2 separate regions of the Mus musculus genome follow, and region 2 is linked to region 1. A link is a loop called in an ENCODE intact Hi-C map of the cell type or tissue named here. Cell type or tissue: left cerebral cortex. All regions are shown on one strand. Each heading gives the region's core, and the rest is flanking DNA. Links, peaks and the distances in the headings are about the cores only.

The links. Peaks named below come from ENCODE experiments on the same cell type or tissue, not always from the same donor. Only the 100,000 strongest peaks of a DNase experiment are listed, where the experiment ranks them.
Region 2: a loop joins it to region 1, with 2.0 times the contacts of the local background. A loop is called at or near these places in 5 of 42 quality-filtered maps.

What each region holds. Positions count from the first base shown.
Region 1 is chr16:90,796,558-90,806,750 of GRCm38, forward strand. Urb1 (URB1 ribosome biogenesis 1 homolog (S. cerevisiae)) reads right to left here. Exons shown (of 39, transcript NM_029497.1): 2 at 8,841-8,980; 3 at 7,891-8,042; 4 at 6,770-6,902; 5 at 3,463-3,559; 6 at 1,336-1,421. Among named protein-coding and RNA genes, the nearest start is that of Urb1, 8.8 kb to the right of the region's middle. In left cerebral cortex, for the core only: a CTCF peak has its summit at 5,586 (motif pointing left); DNase peaks (open chromatin) are centred at 3,508, 4,351, 4,856 and 5,570; H3K27ac peaks cover 375 bases.
Region 2 is chr16:91,032,481-91,042,673 of GRCm38, forward strand. Paxbp1 (PAX3 and PAX7 binding protein 1) reads right to left here. Exons shown (of 18, transcript NM_026110.2): 2 at 10,073-10,193; 3 at 4,762-4,938; 4 at 3,988-4,209; 5 at 3,439-3,542; 6 at 2,320-2,537; 7 at 1,618-1,807. Among named protein-coding and RNA genes, the nearest start is that of Paxbp1, 6.8 kb to the right of the region's middle. In left cerebral cortex, for the core only: no CTCF peak of the experiment used is centred there; a DNase peak (open chromatin) is centred at 6,149.

The DNA.
Region 1 (10,193 bases), core at 1,256-9,255:
GCGTGCTGAGGAAAGATAACTTACCAAAGAAAAGGAAAAATAGAAAAAGAAATAGAGAATCTGCCAAATTCCCAAGTATCTTAGAGTATCCATTTAGCATTTTGGTGTGTTTCTTTTTTAGCCCCTCCGTCCTACCACAATGCACACTGGTTATATTTATTTATGGTTTGGATGTTCCTTTTATTTACATGATTTAGCTTTTCTCAGAGCGTCATTTTGAAGAGCTAAGTGTCCTTCTGTGCTCTGACTGGACCATAACTGATACCACGGTTCCTGTGGTGTTTGTATTAGGTATTCCCACACTCAGGCTATTCCCTGCAAAGCCATGACCAGCATAGGGCTACATAGTTTGTTTTGTTTTGTTTTTTAACCACATTTCTGACTAGGGAGCAGGCGAGAGTTCTTACATACAGGACCCACATCAAGATCTCAGCACCACCCAGGGCTACCCCAAACCCCTGTTACTGTGCTTCAGGAAATTGTATTCCAGATGGGTGGTTCAAGTATATAATGCAATGGAATAGCATGTAAGCATACATAAGACTGACACTTCATGCGTCCCGCTCAGCACGCTCTCTCGGAAAGCGCTCACTTCTGTTTCATCTTTGCTAGCACTGAGTACCATGTGGTGAGCTCAGATTACTTTAGGTGAAGGGTTTCCCAGCCTCTACTCTGGGAACTGCCCCGCAGGATGTGTTGTAACGTCACTGGTCTTATCCATAAGGGACTGTTGGTACCATGCCACCGTGACAATCAGAACTATCTCCAGACACCTTCAAGTGGTCTCCCCTAGCGGAGAATGGGTCAGTCACCCTGAGTGAGGAGAATCCCTGATGTAAACACTACCTGATGTGCCATCCGTGCTTCTTAGTCTTTTGTAAAGCACTGGATTCTAACTTTTCATTTCAGGGGGTCAGTTTGTTCACTGATCACTGAAGGTATCTATATACAATTCGTGATCCTTTTACCAAGTTTTAAATGTTTCTTAAGATATCTAAAAAAGGCAGAATATGCAACATGACTCAAATGAACACTTGGGCAGGTTTGTAAAGAAAGTATCATTTGCAATTTACAGTCCAAACTGCTGCAGCTGAGGTCATATGACAGCTTTTCCCTTATAGTCGCAAAGCGGCCAGGCTGCTTGAGTTCCCGCTCTTCTTTAACCTTCCAGCCCCAAACTAACTCCCCACCAATGCCAAGTTTAAGCCTAAGTAGCTCTTGTCCAAACTACCTCACTGTAAGTTCAGCTCTGAAGCCCCCTGGGGGCCGGGGAGTGAGGACAGGCCTTTACTCATCCTCAAAGACAACAAGACACACAAGACAGCAAACACGTACCTTTGTTTTCAGTGTGGACAATAAAATGTTGATGGTAGAAATCTTATCCTCCTTTATACCTGAGCTAAAGATGCAGGGGATAAATTCTGAAAAATGAATGTTGCAAAGAATTAAATAAACGCATGGAACTTTGAAATGTAGAGCAAATAATGCCACACCTGATTTCTGTGCCAGGTTCACAGTTTCAACAGTAAACTGGTTCCGTGGCACAGGGACTCAAGGACATCTCAAGGTAAAACAATCACAGAACTTTCAGGAAGGGTGGTAGTTGCCCAGCCCCATTTAGCGTTTCCTTGCATGAAGTAACAGTCACCTGGTGCTATTTGGTGGGGGGTGGGGGTGGGGTGGGGGGGGGTAACCGAGCATGGTAGCAACCCTGGAAATCTTTTCCACCTAATGAGCTCAGGGGTGCTTGGGATGTCCTGGGCTCTGAGCTGCTTCACAGCGCAGAGGGGGTAGTCTGTTTGCCCTTCTCTCTACCTACAAGACAGCTGCAGACCCAACAATCTGTCTCACTGGCTACACACAAGCCTAAAGAACACACACAATCCTACAAAGAGAACTCATTCTTTTTTTTTTGTTTTTAAAGTCAAAGCACAAATTTCAAGTTAACCATAATCCTCTACTCAGCAGCAAACACGGTGCCATCCGAGTTGGCTTGGTTCTGCCGGGTCCAGCTGCTCTGCCTGATGGTCCTGCTGCTTTTCTCTACTCACCCCCGTCCCTGCAACACTGACCTCAGTGGGTATGGGGACACCTAGTGCTCCGTCTGCTCACCCCATCCCCTGCTAACGGTTAGCTGGAGAGCGATGGATGCTGGCACTCAGCCTGCTTTCTCACTATCATTGAGGCCCATGGGATGGTAATGTTTACATTCGTCTCTCTGCTTCCTGACCATGGCTTCAATGTCACCAGCTACTTCACACTCTTGCCATCATGCCTTCCCTGCCATGAAAGACTGTTCCCTAAACTAACACAAGCCCAGATAAACCTCTCCATCCTTCAGTTGCTTGTCAGGTACTTTGTTACAGCAAAAAGAAAAGTCACTAATGTAGACCTTAAGCAAATGCAATCTCTCTCCTCCCCTCACGCTCTGACCAACAGCAACAGAGCCACCACACGGCCCAGGCTGACCACAGACAGTCTCACTTTTACTCAGACCCTCACCCGTAGCACGAAGCTCAGTTCCCCTGCCCTGGCTGAGGCAGAAGGGTTGGTCACCAACCACTTAGGCTATAGCACATGGGGACTCTCCCAAGGACTTAGCCCAGTGCTCTTCTAGGACATAAGGGTAAGATTCTGGAACTCTGAGCGACTGCTATATGCTACCACAGGACAGTCATTACTATCTTTCTGAAGCTCTTAATAAAACACTAATGTTCCTAATAACTGGCAAGCCTTGCTCCAAGGAGGCAGTCACCAGAGGTGGTCAAAGTGAAGCTCCCTTACATTCTGTAATATTCTAATAACATGGAGTACAGCCATAATAGCAATCAATTTATCTGTCTATGTTAGTTATTATGGTGCAGAAATCAAACTCCTTGTATATGTTAAGTAGGCGCTATACAACTGAGCTATATCCCAAACCCTTATACTTTTTTTTTTTTTTTAATTATTGCAATTACTGGGTCTGGAGAGACGGCTCAGTGGTTAAGAGCAATAGCTGCTCTTCCAGAGAACCCAGGTTTGATTCCCAGAACCTACATTAATAGATCAAAACTGTTTCTAACTGCAGTCCCAGGAGATGTGATGCCCGCCTCTGTCCTCTGCAGGGGCCACAAGCATGTAGTCTATAAACATACACACAGGGGAAACAACAGACACATAAAAAATAAATAAGTAAAAATGTTAAAAAATATAAATACTAAGAAAAATCGGAGCTATGAATCTGCGTGTCCTTTGGAACAAAAGCCATGAAGCCTCCTGTTTGCGTCTCAAGGTTGTGCTGGCATCCCAGATGGCCTCAAGGGAACACCAACCAGTGCTGTCAACACACAACTGCTCAAAGGCATCGTCCGAGCACTGTAGCACGCACTGCAGCTACAGAGGCTGCAGCCTCTTTTGGAAGAAACCCTTGCGGTAGGTTCCCTGAACCTCACACGTCCCCAAGGGACAGGGCACTCCCACCTTTTATCTCCAGGACTTGTCCAATGGTGTTGTCATCACCCGCAATTAGGAAGGAAAGGGCAAACTGGATGTAGGCCAGCCGGACGTCATGCACTCCCTGTAGGACAAAGGAGACTCACATGTCACATGCTGCCATTACAGAGAAGAACACAGAAGGCACGTACGCCTAAGTTTCTTTAGTTCACTCTAGGATAGGGACAAACATCCTTTGCCTGCTGGGATCAATCCCCTTTGCTTGCTAATGAAAACAATTATTTGTGTTTTAGGAAAGCCAGAGATAATGGAGACATGGTGCTGCTTCTGATGAGAGGCCAATGTGGTGAGATCTGGTTATTAGAAATTGTAAATCAGTTATTAACACTGAAAAGCAAAGGACAGATGATGCTTCATGTTACGAACACACGGGCATCTGGGATACAGCTCACAGGCATTGCTATGACCCAGGGAGGCAGGCACAAAAGCCATAACAAGCACCCAACACTTGTGGAGAAGCCATGGGCCATCTCATCAGCTTTCCCTCCCAATGTTAAGGTATATTCATGTCTCAGCACAAGGGAGTGAAGGCACAGGTCGCCTCAGCTGCTCCAGCACGGGAACATGTATTTAGAGCCTCCACCACTCAGACAGAAAACCTTTCCAATTCCCAGTTACTCCAACAATTGGAATGCATTGCAAGAATCAAGTTAATATGAGAGAAAGTATGTTCTTGAACACCTGGCAAGACCAAGGACTCAGCATCCCTGCCGTCCAGATCACCCTGGCCCGCTCAGGAGTTAATAGAAGAGGTGGCAGCAGTCACTGTGAACGCGTGAGGACAATGGCGGTGTGTAATGAGCACCTGCTTCATGCATGCCAGGCTCAATGACAAACTGAATCCCTGACACCTCCTTCAGCTCTCAACAGCCCATGGGAGCACTCACACTTTACAAATGAGTTGGAAAAAGACTCATTATCACCACCACCATCACCACCAACCTTCTTCTTCTCTCAAGTCAAGACTGCAGAGGCAGTCTGGGCCCGGAATCCCTAGTGCCCAGTTCTGTCACTTTAGATTTTTCTAGAGTATGAGTACAAGAATAAACTTGACAAAATCTTCCTGTAAGATCTTCCAATAAAGAATTTCTAAATGAAAAAAAAATGGCTACCATATACTAGTTCCCATCCTAGATCACAACCAACCTCCAATCTCAAGTCCTATACTGCAGAGACTAGACTGACCAATCTCAGAGCCAAGGCACCCACCCTCCTTAGGCTAGGCACTGCCACAGGCTTCCAGCCTACCCTTCAAAGGCATCCCACTCCCACTGAAGACAGCCTGTGCCGACTCCTCGTTCCCACCCTACGACCTCACAGGGACATCATCCCAGAAAGGAAACGTTCTGAACTTCTCTAGACTTGTTCTGAAAAATACTTTCTAAAATAGGCTGAAACATTTGGCAAAGCTGCTCTTTGGCACAAGATTTTAACAATGCTTTCTTTGGCTGAGTAAACAGAGACATGATCTACTTTCTTCAAAAACATTAAAATATACCTTACAAAACAGAAAGGACTCTCCATCTCCAACAACTTCAGAGTATTGGGATGGGGAGCCTCAAATGCTTGAGATACTTAAAGACACCCGACAAACCTATTAGGCAAATACAACAAAAATATGGTCCTTGTTTAGACCCAGATTTGAACCAAAAAGTATAAAAATGTTTTTGAGACTGGAAGATCCAAAGACCAAACTGGCTGTTCATGGTGAGAAATTATTAATGGTGACCGTCCCATAATACCATTGTGGTTTTGTTTTTAAAGACATTATTCTGCTAAGAGTGCATGCTGAAATATTTATACTGAAATATTATTCTCTTTTGAGATTTGCTATAAAAGTCAACTGGAAAGGTGGACTGTAAAGTGGGTGAAGGTGGCTGACACTGGCTAAAGCTGGAACTCGAGGTTCCGTGTGCTGCTCTATTTTTAACGCCTCTGGCTTTTGAAAAAGCTTAATGTCTGGCTGTCACTGACCACAATATACCTAAAGGAGCTTATGCAGATCACACAAGGCAAGTACAAGCACTTGCAATGGGACAGAGCCTTCCACTTTGCAGAGTTCAGGGATAAAACAGTGCCCCCTGGAGCCTGGCTGAGCAGCTGCTGTAGCCAGGGTATGGGAGGAAGAGCCCTAGCTGGGCTTTCCACATTGTCCTGGCTATCTGGGTGGCCTGAATACACCTTACTCATTCAGCTTGGATCACTCTTTTCATTATAAGTGCATTTCATGTCCAAAGCCTTACCCACTGATGGGAATATGTTGACATGTTAATAAAGTCTAAGGGACACTGAGACCTGGACTTTCTTCCCTCAGACACGGCCTTATTTAAAATTCTATAAACCCTTAACACCAGGCTAGACTCGAAACCATAAAAGTTTCAGCATTATTATGAACCCATCAGACTACTTTCTAGCAGTTAAGAAATCTAATTGCCAGGCATACTAGGACAAGGAACTAGCATATTGTCTGTTTTTAACAGAGGACATGCACAGCAACACAGTCGTCCACCTCAGCCAGGGCATAGTATGTGTTCACTGTGCTCTATTCTCAGGGGGAAAACACTCAGGCCTTGGCTGTGCACAGCACTGAGCACCATTAGGAGCCAATCTGGCAAGCGAGAACAGGTGCTACCAAGACCTGCAGCTGGCCCCTACGCTGGGAGCTTAGACATCTGTGGTGGGTTTTCTTCTCCAGAGCCCTGCCATGCCCAGTGTCAGCTCTAGAGCTATACCAGTGAACTCATACATGCTCCTGACATCCAAGCAGTCCTTCTCCACCCTTGCTGGTACGCTCAGCTTCTACCCGGTGGAGACGACACTGGGGGGGGGGGGGGGGGCAAAGGTCAGTCCCCACAGCTTCAGGAGCCTGCTCTGGTTTAGCGTTGCAAAGGATTTCTCTAAAGGGGACACAATGGCAAGGAGACTGGGACGCTATATAAACTCACAGCTGTGAGGCAGAGAGGGGCTCTCCTATTCACTCAGAGGAGAGCTTAAATCTATCCTCCTAGGCAGAGAACAAAGCCACCAAGACAACCTCATCCCCTTTGGGTAGGCCCAGATCTTCTCAGATGTCCCAGTGGTTCAGGTTCTGCTGAGCCACTGGACCATCAAAGCCAGACTTGGGGTGAGGGGGTGAGGGAAAGGCTGCTGCCCTACTCAAAGACGTGGCCTTCTGCAGCTGTGTGAGGACCAAGGGAAGGGAGGGAGAGAAACCACCACCAAAGTCTCCCAAAGGGAAGGGAACTACGGACAACCATGACACTGGAGCTCTCACCTTTGAATCCCTCTTGGTCACCAAGGCAAACAAGGCTTTTTTATTCAAATCCAAAGAGCTGCACACATCTCTGGCAGCTTCAGGACCCTGGGTCACCATGGCAGTCATCAGGTCCAGGCAGGCTCGAGCCATCCTGCACAGGGACAGGAAAGCACGTGTCAGGAATAGGAGCAGCACTAGGAGGGACCCAGAGCATACCTGCTGTAGGATTTTCTACCCAAAACCAGGGAAGAGGACAAAGCCTCAATGCTCTTCTCTTTCATTTTTTAAAAGCATGACCAAAACGTTATAAGGAACTAAAAAAAGCCAAGGAAAGATTATAATACAAAAATGAAAAAAATTATTATTATTTAAGACAGAGATTCACTATGTATGTAGTAGCTCTGGCTAAAATGGAACTCACTCTGTAGAGACTGGGCTGGCCCTGAACTCACAGATATCTGCTTGCATCTGTCTCTTGAATTCTGGGATTAAAGTGTAAGCTATCATACCCATTACTAAAGACAAACGTTTTATCGTCAAGTGACCATCAGTGTCCGAGCAGCCACATCCCAGTCACTGTGTTTTGGGGACATAAAGGACAACTTTAAAGAGGTGTCTCCAAAAGTGCCCTCTAGGCAGCCTTCTTCTCTGAGCTTGCCAGACTTGGTGGTTCCATGCCAGGTGTTGTTCTAGACCCTGGAGAATACGATGCTATGATCCTCTGCACACACTTAGGGAAGAAGACAGTCAATAGATGTAGACCATTGTGTCAAATGCACAGGTATTTGTCTGCATGCAGAAAACTAAAGTGGGACACGGAGACAAAAAAGGACAGTGGGACTGTTACTGGCCTAAGATGGTCGGTGAAGACCATACAGGCCTTTCCTCTGCAAAGTATTGAGGAATACATAGACCATGGTTACTTAGAAATGAACCATCTAGGCAGAACAGGCTATGTAAGGCATGGTTGAGTCCCAGGACAGTGAAGAGAGCAGCCTAGAGCAGAAGGGACGCTTGGTGTGAGAAGTCGGCAGTGGTCCCTGCAGGTCACTGATTAAGAATGGGCTGAGTCAGGGTCTGAACAAGTTCAGTAACAGCCAACCTAGCGGCTGGTCCCTGGCCACCGACACACAGCTCACCTGTAACCAGACGCATACAGGGACTCACAGAGGAGCTTCATGTGGTTGTACAGCAGCTTCTTCACAATGTTGGCACCCACCACGTGGAAATGCGTAAGATCACTGGCTGTCCTCAGTAATATGGCCTCGAAAGCTTGAAATATTAACAGCATCTGCAAAGGCAGAATTGAACAGTGCCAATCATTTCACTCTCGCCTTAGCTGGGGTTACGACATTAGCCCTTCCCAGATCCTGAGCCAAAATAACAAGAGGGAAGCAGGCAAGAGTTCACCAGCCTTACCCAGGCTCTGAACTACACACATACAAGAGGCTGCTTAGCTTCACAAGACAAAAGCAAAGGACAAAACTTTATTGAGGATGAAATTCAGTTCTCTGAAGACATTCAGTTCCACAGCCTTACAACTAGAGTCCAGTTCCATATGTGTTCTGAGTCTCTAACACACAGCATTTCCCTAAGCAAACCTAGTGCACTATAAGAACCCATAATCCTGGGGCTGGAAAGATGGCTCAGCAGTTGAAAGACCTGGCTGCTCTTGCAGAAAACCTGAGTTCAGTTCCCAGCACCCACTCAGCAGTTCACAACTGTCTGTACCCAAGTCCCAGGGAACTCAATGCCTTCTTCTAGCCTCTGTGGCAATAAGCATGTGTGTGGTGCACATACATACATGCATGCATGCATACATACATACATACATGCAAAATACTCATACACATAAAAATAAATGAATAAACACTTTTTAAAAACTGTAATCTTGGCTTATGACATTATTATAAACTATTAGAGAGAAGTTGCTGTTTTCCACAAAGGCCACAGAAGCAAAGCATTGGAATAAGAGGTCACTTTCTAAAGGAAGCTGGTAATGACCAAGACATGGATATATCACACTTTGCCAAGCTCACTGCTACACAACACAGACTTCTCCTCATCATGCAAGTAAGAAACAACCTACTTCACTCTCGGGCCGCTTCTCCCCACTCAGGAGCTGGAAAATCTCTGCACATTCCATGGAAATCTTGATGTAGCCCTCGACAACATCACACATGTCTTCCTGCGGTAGCTTCTTGGCAGCAGAGACGAAGGCTTCCAAAGCTGAAATAGGAGTTAAGAGATCAACAGGACAGTCTCCTCAGAAACCATCACAGCCACCACTACACCATACTTCCTTGTTCAGTGACTCCCACCCAAAGAGGCAAAGAACCCACTGAACTAAGGCGGCAACTCCTACAAGGCTATCTGAAGACAGGACTTCTAAGAGACAATTAAGGATGAGTGAGGTCATCAGGTTGATGTCCTAATAATAAGGGACACCAGAGAGATCTTGGAAGAGGTGAGGTCTTATGAGGACACAGTGAAAGGCAACTGTGTGCAGCTCAGGAGTAGCCTTCATGCACATTACATTGGGTTCTTTCTACCCAGATCTGCAAGAACATAAATGCTGTTTAGCATCTGGTGTGCAGTCTTTAGTTACAGTGGCCCCTGGCAGATGAACCCATGTGTACATTATAAAAGCATTCAAATGAAGCCAGTATAAGAAAGAAGCTGGTTGTGGGCAAACTCATGCTGAAATTCTGGCTCTAGCCCTAGAAGACGACTTGATTCTGCAGGTGAGAGCCATAAATTGTACAGAGTCAACTATATCTTTCTTCTTGGACAGCAGCTCTATGTGGCTGACTCGAGCCAGTCTGCGCCATCTGGTCAGGTATGAGGAGTAAGGAGCAAGGCCGGGCACTATGAACACAGCAGGTAAGAACACACCAATTAAAAACAGAAGTGTGTGGCAAACACCTGGACCTACATCCTAGAGTAACTGCCTATTAGCTCCATGGTGGTGGGCAGGTCACTGAATGCTGAGTTCTGATACCTTATCTACAACATGAGCAAGAGCAAGGGGCCACCTAACCGGGCTTACATAAAGTCTAAAGGGGCTGATGCTGGTACTGCATACAGCACAAAGTAAAGCCTTCGAAGCCCGCTGCACTTGGGTGGCCTCTGCTCACACTCAGGCCTTCTCAACCTCACTTCCTACTGCGTGTAGCGTTTCCCCTGCAACTGTACTCGCTCCTTAAACATTCTCAAGGAACGCTGCTGCCCTAGGCTCCCGCAGCGCAGCCAAGTGCAACAGTGAGCAAGTACCACATCTGACAGAGGTGGCCCAGGGTGACAGTGGCTCTATCCCTCAGGTCTCCTAGGCTCCCGCAGCCCAGCCAAGTGCAACAGTGAGCAAGTACCACATCTGACAGAGGTGGCCCAGGGTGACAGTGGCTCTATCCCTCAGGTCTCCTAGGCTCCCACAGCGCAGCCA
Region 2 (10,193 bases), core at 1,566-9,565, 240 kb after region 1:
GTCAGGGTTCAGATCTGCTACAAAAATATCTAAGTGACTCTACGGCCAACTAGGCTACCTGAAGTAGACTTCTCCAGGAACACGGTATACAGAAGAGGAAGCACACTAATGAATCACCAACAGACACTGTGTCCTAACTCTTCTTAATCCAGGGACAGTATAATCTAAATTTATATATTTTCGCACAATATTTGCAATCTGAGTGCTTACATTTGTAAGTTCTATAAAGCAAAAGCCAAAACACCTAAAGAAGCAGGTAAAAGAGACCATTTCCAAACATACAGCACTGCCTCAGGAAGGGACCTTATTCTGGCTGCCTCTGCCATGTAGGTCCTACTTCCAATCTTGTGCAAACAGCTAAGCTCAGGTTCCTCCCTGGCCCCAAGCAACTGACCTGCCACAGGAATACCACAGCTGCAGGTGTATCGGGACAGATAATATTTCAAACCATGCTAAGTGCTAGAGAGGCTATGATGAATGTACCATCCCAAATCTGACCACACACAACTCAACTAAGACCCATCAGAAAGACAAGTCTAATTGCACATTTGTTAACCTTTAGCTTTACTGTATTTAAGCGAACATCCAGCCAAACTTTATATAGAGTCTACCAAACAAAAAAGCCTAGTTAATGATAAAGAAAAATGTGCCTTCCTATCCAAGATTCTGAGAAAAAATATTTAAGAACCATAATGTTAACATTTTGTAAAACTAAGGTGAAGTGCACCAATGCTATAGGCCAGCCCATCAAGCTAGACAACTCTTTCCTTTAGTTCTATTTAAGATCGTGTATATGCCAGCATGATGTGTGGGGTGCTGGTGCCACAGCCTGTGTGTGGAGGTGAGAGGACACCTAGGTGGAAGGAGGGTCCACTCCCTCCTTCCACTTTACGGCGGTGCTTCAACAGCAAGCACCTTTACCTGCTCAGCCATCTTGCCGCTCTTCCTCCCACCTTTTAAATTTTAAATTATTACTGTACGTGTCTGTGCATGACATATATGGAGTATTATCTTAAAACAAACAAACAGGAAGTTACTTGAGAAGTCAGCATATGCAACTAATTTTTAAATATATTCAAAAGATTTTGTCAACTGTCACACTAAAGCAGTGAATGCAGAAATGAGAAATGGTCAAGGAATAAAAACATGACAATGAATGGCTTCTGAAATGAATCAATCATTGGCTTAGATGATAACAGAAATACCGCCATAAAAAGTGGAACTAGCTAGCAAAAACTTGTCATGTACGGCACTATTTATAAATATTTACAATTCCTGAAAAATAGTATAAAAATGAAATTAGATCTGAACCATAAAACAAAACACTATTAGGTAAATCCCTTTTATCTATCAACTCATCACAGGCCAGTAAACTAACATGATACTGAGACAGGATTTTCAGAGTCTGAAAACGTGCGCTCTGAGACAGTCTCATTTTGTTTGGATGAAGCACTGTGTTGGCCTCAACTAATGATGTAAAGAAACTGAAACCTGACCTCAGCACGTCTAAAAGCCGAGGACCCTGCTTTCTGAGGATGACAAGATGCTCTATGAACGGCCACCTAGGTCTCCCTATTTTTGCCTTATTCAAAGAGATTATTATTTTTGCATTCTTACCTTTTCACTGAAACACTCAAGCAAGTCTTGGACATACCCTCGCATTTCTTGCAAAAATTTATACCGTTCACCAATACCCCCAGAAGACCCTTCTAATCTCTCAATAGCCCTGGTGGAGTCCACTCGGCTTTGCAGATGTTTTTCATGCTGCTGTTGATTGGTTTTGTGCAATTCTTTCATGGAGTCCAACCTTAAGAACACAAAAGGATAAATATAACACATTTACATGTAGAACTCAATGTTGTCAGGACTCTTGCAATACTATAATGCATTTTAGTTCCATTACTAGAACATGAAAATATTCGGAATGCATCTTTCTGGCTGTGCTGCTTTTCTTAGAAAAGTAAAATAAAATAAAAAATAAATTTAAGAAGGCAGTTTACAGACTTATTTGGTGGGCTAACCAAAATCTCCTGCTTTGGTCTCCCCCCATCTCTTGACTACACTTTCAGAGTCCGAGAGGTGAAACTCAGCACTGTCTTCCACAAGCTCATGGAGCGGCATTTTAATAACTTTGAGGCTTCCACAGAAGTAATCCAGGAAGGTAGCAGAGCAAAGCAGGAAGTCATCTTCTGTTTGGCTTTTGAAGGTGGGCCAGTGAGTCTTCTTTGCCGGCATGCTGCATCTGCCACCCCAGACTACAGGGTGCCTGAGGGACCAGAAAGCTAGCAGACAGGTCTTTAAGAAGTTGATCTGCCCTACCTGTCTTTAAGCTGTCTCTTTACCAAATCAATAGTAACGGGAGCCATCTCATTACTGGGAGTTTTGAAAGGGACTGTATTATCTGTTTTTTGAGACTTGGCATCTGATGATCCATAGGCTGTGTAACTATACGGTATGCCATAGGATGCACCGTAAGGCATTGTCTGGTAGGTGTTCTGGTAGTACACATTCACTTCACTGGGCTGACTTGCTTGAACCTGAAAAACATGGATGTATGAGCAAACTAATTTTAAAAATAAATACATTTAAAACATTTTAAAAATAAATAAATTAAAAAAATTTTTTAAATAAATAAATTTTAAAAATAAATCTTGTTATGAACAAAAACCAAACAACAGCAAAAATTATACCCACTTCCCACACAGGAATTAAGATAGTAACTACAATATTCTTCAAAATCAAATAAACATAGGGTTGTATAAATTCCTAGGTCCTGGTAAAAATCACTGATTTTATTTCTAATGGTTTTCAGAAAAAGTCTCTCCGAGTTTAGAAAGGAAATAAATGTATGACCCAGCTAACATTTAGGAGGATAAGTGACTTCGTTTACAATTAGGACTCTTCCAGCTACTCCAAGGTCCCCGTCTGCTCCCAACACTACAAGAATGCTCACTTTATGCAGCTTCCTCTGCGCTGCTGCAAAGCACATCACTGCAGCTACCCTGCCAGATATTCTTTATCAATCTCAGTTTTTGCATACCTGGAAACCCATCTTCAAAATTAAAACATTAACAACAAAAACACAACATTTGGTTCAAGGTAGAATTCTCAAGCTGCGGCATGTGACAGAATCACCAAGGAAACTTGCTAAGCGAGCGCTGGGCAAGCCCCACGTTCTGACCCCACTGTGCTCTGTCATGGCTTCCAGATGCTGCTGCTGAAGGACCAGTTGGAGAAACTGGACAATGGTCCTCCATTCTGACTATAAAAAGCAAACTCTGACATAGTGTCTCCTACCGACCTGATGACTACATAACCACATGCCAATTCACCCGTGACAGCCGACTGAGCGGCATAGGCTGGTCACTGTGGTCCACTCCACACTAACAACAACGAAAGCCTGTCCACCTGTTTTCCTCCCGAAGTCTGTCTTCTTACCTGAGGGATGTTAATTCCTTTTCTAATCTGCTCCTGCTCCCAGCGGCTGAGCTCCTCGTCTTGCTCTCCAGTTACTAACGCGTCATCGTCACTCCCCTCAATACCTGAGGCCAGAAAAAAAGAAATCAACATTCAACAACAGGAAGGAAGTGGCCCTGAGCGGTTCTCAAGAACTGAGCACAACTCCTGATCTTGCTAACACGTCTGCTTTGATGTTGTAGATCCTCCTGACTTGGCCTGTTTTAATGATGGCACCCTTCTGTAATGAATAGTATTCAACGTTTCACTTACAATCTTTGGTTTCTTAAGCTCTTTTAAGCTTGACATCAACTCTACAAAGGGAAGCACAGTCTGTATGACTTAGGAACAGAGAGTAACATAAATCTATGTACAGAAAGCCCTTACTACTCGCAACCCAGAACTGCTGAAGACAGAGAGCCGTGGAACATCCTCGTACTCTGGCGAGAACAGTTAACACATAGCTGTTCCAGTGTGGGGTCGTCTGTCTAATGCAGCGCAGTGCGCTTGCTGTCAAGTCCAGCAAGTTACCTATCTCCTCAGCGATCTTTTGTCTTTGTGACTTTTCCTTCACAGAAAAAACGATCCGGCGCTTCTCATCATCGTCCTCATCGTCGCTGGCATCATTCTCGTCCTCGCGGACGAGGCGGCCTTTGCCAGGCTCACTGTCGTGAGGCGTGAAGTCGCCCAGCTCCCGGGCCAGTTGTCGCTTCTTTCTTGCAGCATGTATGAAAGCTGCATCTGGGATTTCTCCTAGAAACAAATGATCAGAATGATAAAAAACACACGTACCTGGGGTGTGAACAGCACTTTCTTAAAAACAGCAAGAATACAATAAATAATCCAAGATGGTCTTGTCAGCATGGTACTTAACCTTGGCTCCTGGTGCCTCTTCCTAAACTCTACATGCAATCCAACTGATGAGCTGTCGATGAACTGCGTCACGATTTCCCCTGCCCAGCAGAGACATCTTTTCCGAGACACTCAGTTCTGGTCCTGTCACCCACATCAGGTGGCTCCCATCCACCTGTAGCTCTAGCTCCAGGGAAACCAACATACTCTTCAGGCTCCTCAGGAACTTGCACTTACATGAACATACCCATACAGATACACCGTACACAGAACATTCTTAAAGTATTTTCTAAGTAATAAGAAACTTTGGAAAACTAAACTTTTGGTCCTTGTATTTTCTACATTTGCAAATATAGAAACAACATGCCTTACAAAGACGTCCTCATTACAAGCATCACTCTGTTGCAATGCCCTAAGGGCCAGGATCCAGGCCATCATCCTGTAAGCACTCACCTGGGCGGAGCACGTTCAGGGAAGACAGAGCATTGGAGAAGGCGCCCCCGGCCTTGGGCTTCTCCTCCTCCTTCTCGCTCTCCATGTCCATTTCATCCTCACCGTGCTCGCTGATGACAACTCCATCTTCTGGGTTTGTGTCCTTAGCATGACACGTTTTGTCCAGAGGCTGGTCACCTGCAGTTTTGAAAAGATCAATTAAAATATACTTAAAGTAGAAAGTCACAAACTATCAAGGCACTGCTTATTAAATCTTGAACTCAGTCCACTAAAACTGACTTCATTTCTAGTACTTAAAAACCTCAACCATGAATATGAAATAGCACAGAAGATAGGACTAGGTAAGGGTAATACAGAGAAAACAGGGATAAAATGACATTTTGGTTAACTTTGTAAAAAATTTAGTAAATGTATCAAAATCTCACTAGGTAATCCTGTGCAGGTGTGCAGGACTGCATGTGGATGTGTGCACATGTGTGCAGGTGTGCAGGACTGCATGTGGATGTGTGCACATGTGTACAGGTGTGCAGGACTGCATGTGGATGTGTGCACATGTGTGCAGGTGTGCAGGACTTCATGTGGATGTGTGCACATGTGTGTAGGTGTGCACATGTGTACAGGTGTGCAGGACTGCATGTGGATGTGTGCACATGTGTGCAGGTGTGCAGGACTGCATGTGGATGTGTGCACATGTGTGCAGCTCCCCTGGAGCTGAAGTTACAGGCTGTTTTAAGTCACCCATGCAAGTGCTAGAAACTGAACTCAGATCCTCTCTAAGAATAGAAAGTGCTCTCAACTGGTGAGCCACCTCTGCATTGCTGCTCACACGCTTTTAACTCATCTACTTTACACCTGCCCTGGACTAAACACTACACCCATTTATGACAGTCTTCTGTTGAGAGCTAAATATTTGGTGGTTGAATGACTGTACCAATACGACTTTTCATCTATCATCAGGATGAAGAGACCCCAACAATTGCATCTACACTGTATGAGCCTGACCCTGTCACAACTCAACATTTAAGTATGTACCACAAAGCACAACAAACCTGATAGATCTGTGAGCCCAGAGTGAGACAGAGACACATTATAGATTATAGAACACTAGGACTATTGACTGGGAGGAAGCCCTGGAATGGCCACATTCTAACATGTAGACAGAGTTCTCAATATCAGTTCCAGTCTGAGTTGAAGGCTGACTTAAGAATACATTCCCACTATGAGTGTGTATCTTTGTAATAAACTGTTCTAGGTCTGTAACACTTCCAATTAACTTAATCTCTGCTATTACTTGCTTTGACCTTGACCCACTGACCTTGATAATGCTTTTCCTGGGTGCAATGAGTACAACTTAAAGAGAAGAGCAAAACTTCCTTCTAAAAGGAAAGACCATCTGTTTCCTCAGTGGATCACCGTCCCACGCTGTTAGCGTGTCCTCCTCCTCAGGCAGTGCCCTTCCTACACATAGCAGTCCTGGGCTAGGAAATCTCAGACCATCCTCTTTCTGATTTGTCAGGCTGTTGTTCTTTAAAGTGCAGCCTTACCTTGCTAGTTACCAACTTCCCTGTTAAGTGCATGTGAAGCCTAAGGCTTTACAAATTAGTTTAGTCCCATGACTAGGTAAAGCACCTTTTTATTTTATGTTATTTTTTAGTATAGAATAGAGTTTATTCAGGGCATGGGGAGGGGAGTTAAGAGAGTTGCAGAGGCAGAAAGAAGGGGGGGGGAGAAGGAGTGAACTAGAGAGGCCATGAGCCATGAGCGTGTGGAGAGAGAGGGGAAGGGAAGCGGGGGGAGAGAAGCGGGGAGGGAAGAGCAAGGCAGCAAGAAAAGAGCAAGAGCTGTTTTTTTTTAAAGTACCTTTTTATTTGAAAGATTATTTTCATATTTATTTTTTATATGTTTGATGATCACATGGTCCCACAGCATACGTGTAGAAGTCAAATGACAACCTTCAGGAATCAATTCTCTCCTTCGGGTGGTGGATTTCTGGGAGCTGAACTAAGGTAGTCAGGCTTGGCAACTTTTTAATTACTGAACCAACTTGCCAGCCCCACTCTACCTATTCCCTCCTCCAAGTCCGGTGGCCTCTCAGACTGAAAACAGATCTAATGCACTCAAAGGGTGAATGAGCCTATAGATATTTTAAAGCTCGTGGGTCACTACTTGCAGTTTATTACTGTGGTAAAATAAAATAAACTTGAACTATAGCATATGAAGATGGCTCAACAGATAGAAGTGTCTTGCAAGCCTGCTGGCCTGAGTTTCATGCCCACTACCCATCTAGTGGAAGGCAGGAAGCGCCTCCTGCAGGCTGTCCTCTGACCTCCCCTTACAGCACGCGTGCACGCAGACATAAACACACACACACACACACACACACTCTCTCTCTCTCTCTCTCTCTCTCTCTCTCTCTCTCTTTTCTGAGTGTCTACTTAGTGTTAAACACACCCATACACTGTGTGACCATCAGCCACTCACTCCCATTGCTCCTCACATACATCCTTTCATAAGCGGTAAATCTATACCTGGTAGGCAGTAGCAGTTTGTGCATTTGTTGACAATCAGTTGCTTAGGTGTGATGTCCCCAGATCTAGTCAATGACAGGCAGGCTGTCAGACTTTCCTTCCCAAGCTTCACTAGGGCACTGCGTGTGCACACACGTCCTATCCAGCTGCTCACCTGTGTGCTAGCTGCAGGGAGTGCTGGGAAGATGAGCACACAAATCCCTCTTCAAGACCTTGGTTTTCTTTTCAAGCTATGTCTGTCACAAGTGTCAGTCCTGAGTCTTCTGGTCTAGTCACATACTCAACTCTACCTCTACCCAGGTCCTCTTTTTTTTTTTTTTTAAGATTTATTTATTTATTATATGTAAGTACACTGTAGCTGTTATCAGACACTCCAGAAGAGGGCATCAGATTTCGTTACGGATGGTTGTGAGCCACCATGTGGTTGCTGGGATTTGAACTCGGGACCTTCGGAAGTGCCAGCCCTACCCAGGTCCTCTTAGCAACTGTCCTAGTTACTCATTTTGACTGTTCTAAATATCAACTATTATCAAATCATACAGTATTTGTTGTTCACCTTCCTCACCAGTAGTGCAGAAATATTCTAGTTTCTTTATGTTGTCAACATTTGCAATTTGCTGAGGGGTTTTCCTTTTTTTTGTAAAAAAAAAAAATAGGCATCTTAATGGGTATATAGAAGTAAACAACCCCAGTACATTCTCAGTTAAAAGTTATTATATGTGTGTGTATGTATATATGTTTTTTTCAGTTCTGCACCTCAAATGGATACATGTTTGAGTATTGATCCCCGGGAGCACAGGAGGCCCACAGCTGTAAGGAGGTGATTACTCTCAAGGCTACCCTAGCCTGTGTGGGTGGAGGCCAGCCTGGTATATATAAGGGCCTGCCTCGACAAGGCTCCACTGAGCCCTTCAGTTTAGTTTAGGAATACCACAAAGCCAGGGTTTCATCAATGATGCTTTTAAGTTAATTCATCTTTGCCTACCTAAGGACTTACAAGTACAGAGATCTAGACGATGTGTTCCAACAGTACTTCCAGGACTGCTGTTTCAAGAACAGGAAGGACAACCTATGGTACCTACCAACAGATGTTTCTACCTCTGGGGAGAACACTGAATTCCCCAATGAGTATAGAACCCAGCAACAGTAGGAGACAGGAAAATCACAAAAGATAGCCTTAAGAACTTTCTACTGACTTCTGTCTGACCCTCACACACCCAGGCCTTTCTTAATTTCCACTCTGTGCCCCTCGAGGAACTTGTAGACAGTCAGTTCTCAACAACTCAGGGAGCGGACCAGTTCCCAAGATGCAGAAATAGTTCCATTCTGTAAAACACTCTTTCTCCCACCCGCCCTCCTAGACCACAACAATGCACAGTTCTCATTTACCCTGGCACAAAGTTTCAATTTGGCTGCTGCTTCTAACAGCATACATGAAGTGCATCAATTTTTCCTAGGAATGATTCTCAAAAAGCCAGTTTCTGCAAACCGCCCCTCCTGAAAGTGTTTCTCTGGGTAGCCCTGGCTGTCCTGGAACTTGCTCTTTAGACTAGGTTGGCCTCAAACTCACGAGATCCACCTGCCTCTGCCTCCTGAGTGCTGGAGTTAAAGGCCTTCTGGCAGCACTGCCTGGCAACAGCAATCACTTTTAACCCACCCACAATTTCCCAGGAAAAATGTCAATCTTAATCAACTTTCTAAGGCACTAGGTTCAAAGTTGGCCACTAAGTTTCAACTGTTTTAGGACTCCAACCTCTGCTTGTAGCAACTCAGGACACCTGTTAACAGCAGGTTACAGTTTCAAAGGCTATTTACCATGTCCTGTCTCCAGCTCTAACCCTTACTGCATTTCATTCACAACCCGTCAACAACTTGTCTTTTACATTCAAACACTGAACTACTCACTTCACAAAGAGCTAGTCAAATGTACTTGCTCCTTGGTGGTATTCCCACACTTTCTCCTGTTTTGGGAATTCCAATCTATGATCTAGCTTCACATCCTACTTTTCTACAAAGCTGTCCCCTTTTTTCTAAAAATGTGTAGTTAACCTTTGACCTACAGGCCAGACTGTCTGCTAACACTTCTGTTGAATATTTATGTAACACTCTCCATTGCTACACTGTAAACTTGAGATATAACAGTATTCTTATTCAAGCCATGCCTGTAGCTGAGAACCTGGGAAATACTCTCTTTAAGCCTTTGGAATAAAGATCTCTCTGAAACATCTGTATGAGAGTAACCAGTTATAATGAATGCAAACAACAACCATGTAAAGTAACTGCTTGAAACACTTTAAACTTTGGGACTGGTTTATTGATAGAATGTTTGCCTCCAGAAAAAGTAGAGGGAAAGTTTTAAACTTGAGTTTTGAGAGGACAATGTCCCTGGCCTCTTAGTATCAAATAAGGCTGCTGAGTACTGGTATTACCAACATCAACTTCTTACGCGTTCTGTAAGAGCTATTTTCAATATGGAAATACTACCAGAGGAACTCAAGTCTGTCTCTGTGAAACAGCAGTATAAAAATTTTAAATAGAATAATCTGTCTTTATGGCTCAAACAGGAAATCTCTCTTCCTTTTCCATACAACAGTCTCTATATTAGCAAGAATTCAGAAGCAACAATCCATCTTTTTTTTTTAATGTGTGAGAAAAATTATAGAACAGTATTGCAAACTTAATGTGGACATTGGTTAGTAGAAAGAGTTCACAATATATACTGCAAAGCCCTGTGGGAAGGAACTGCTATCTTCTCTCACTTGAAAGAATTATCTGATACTTACTGTCAGCTGCTGTGTTGAGTTCTGTCTTGATCTTTGATTTTTCAAGGTCTTCTTTATATTCTTTCTTAAGCAATTTAACTATCTTTTTGCTGTAACTTGATTTCTTTACTTTGAACACTTC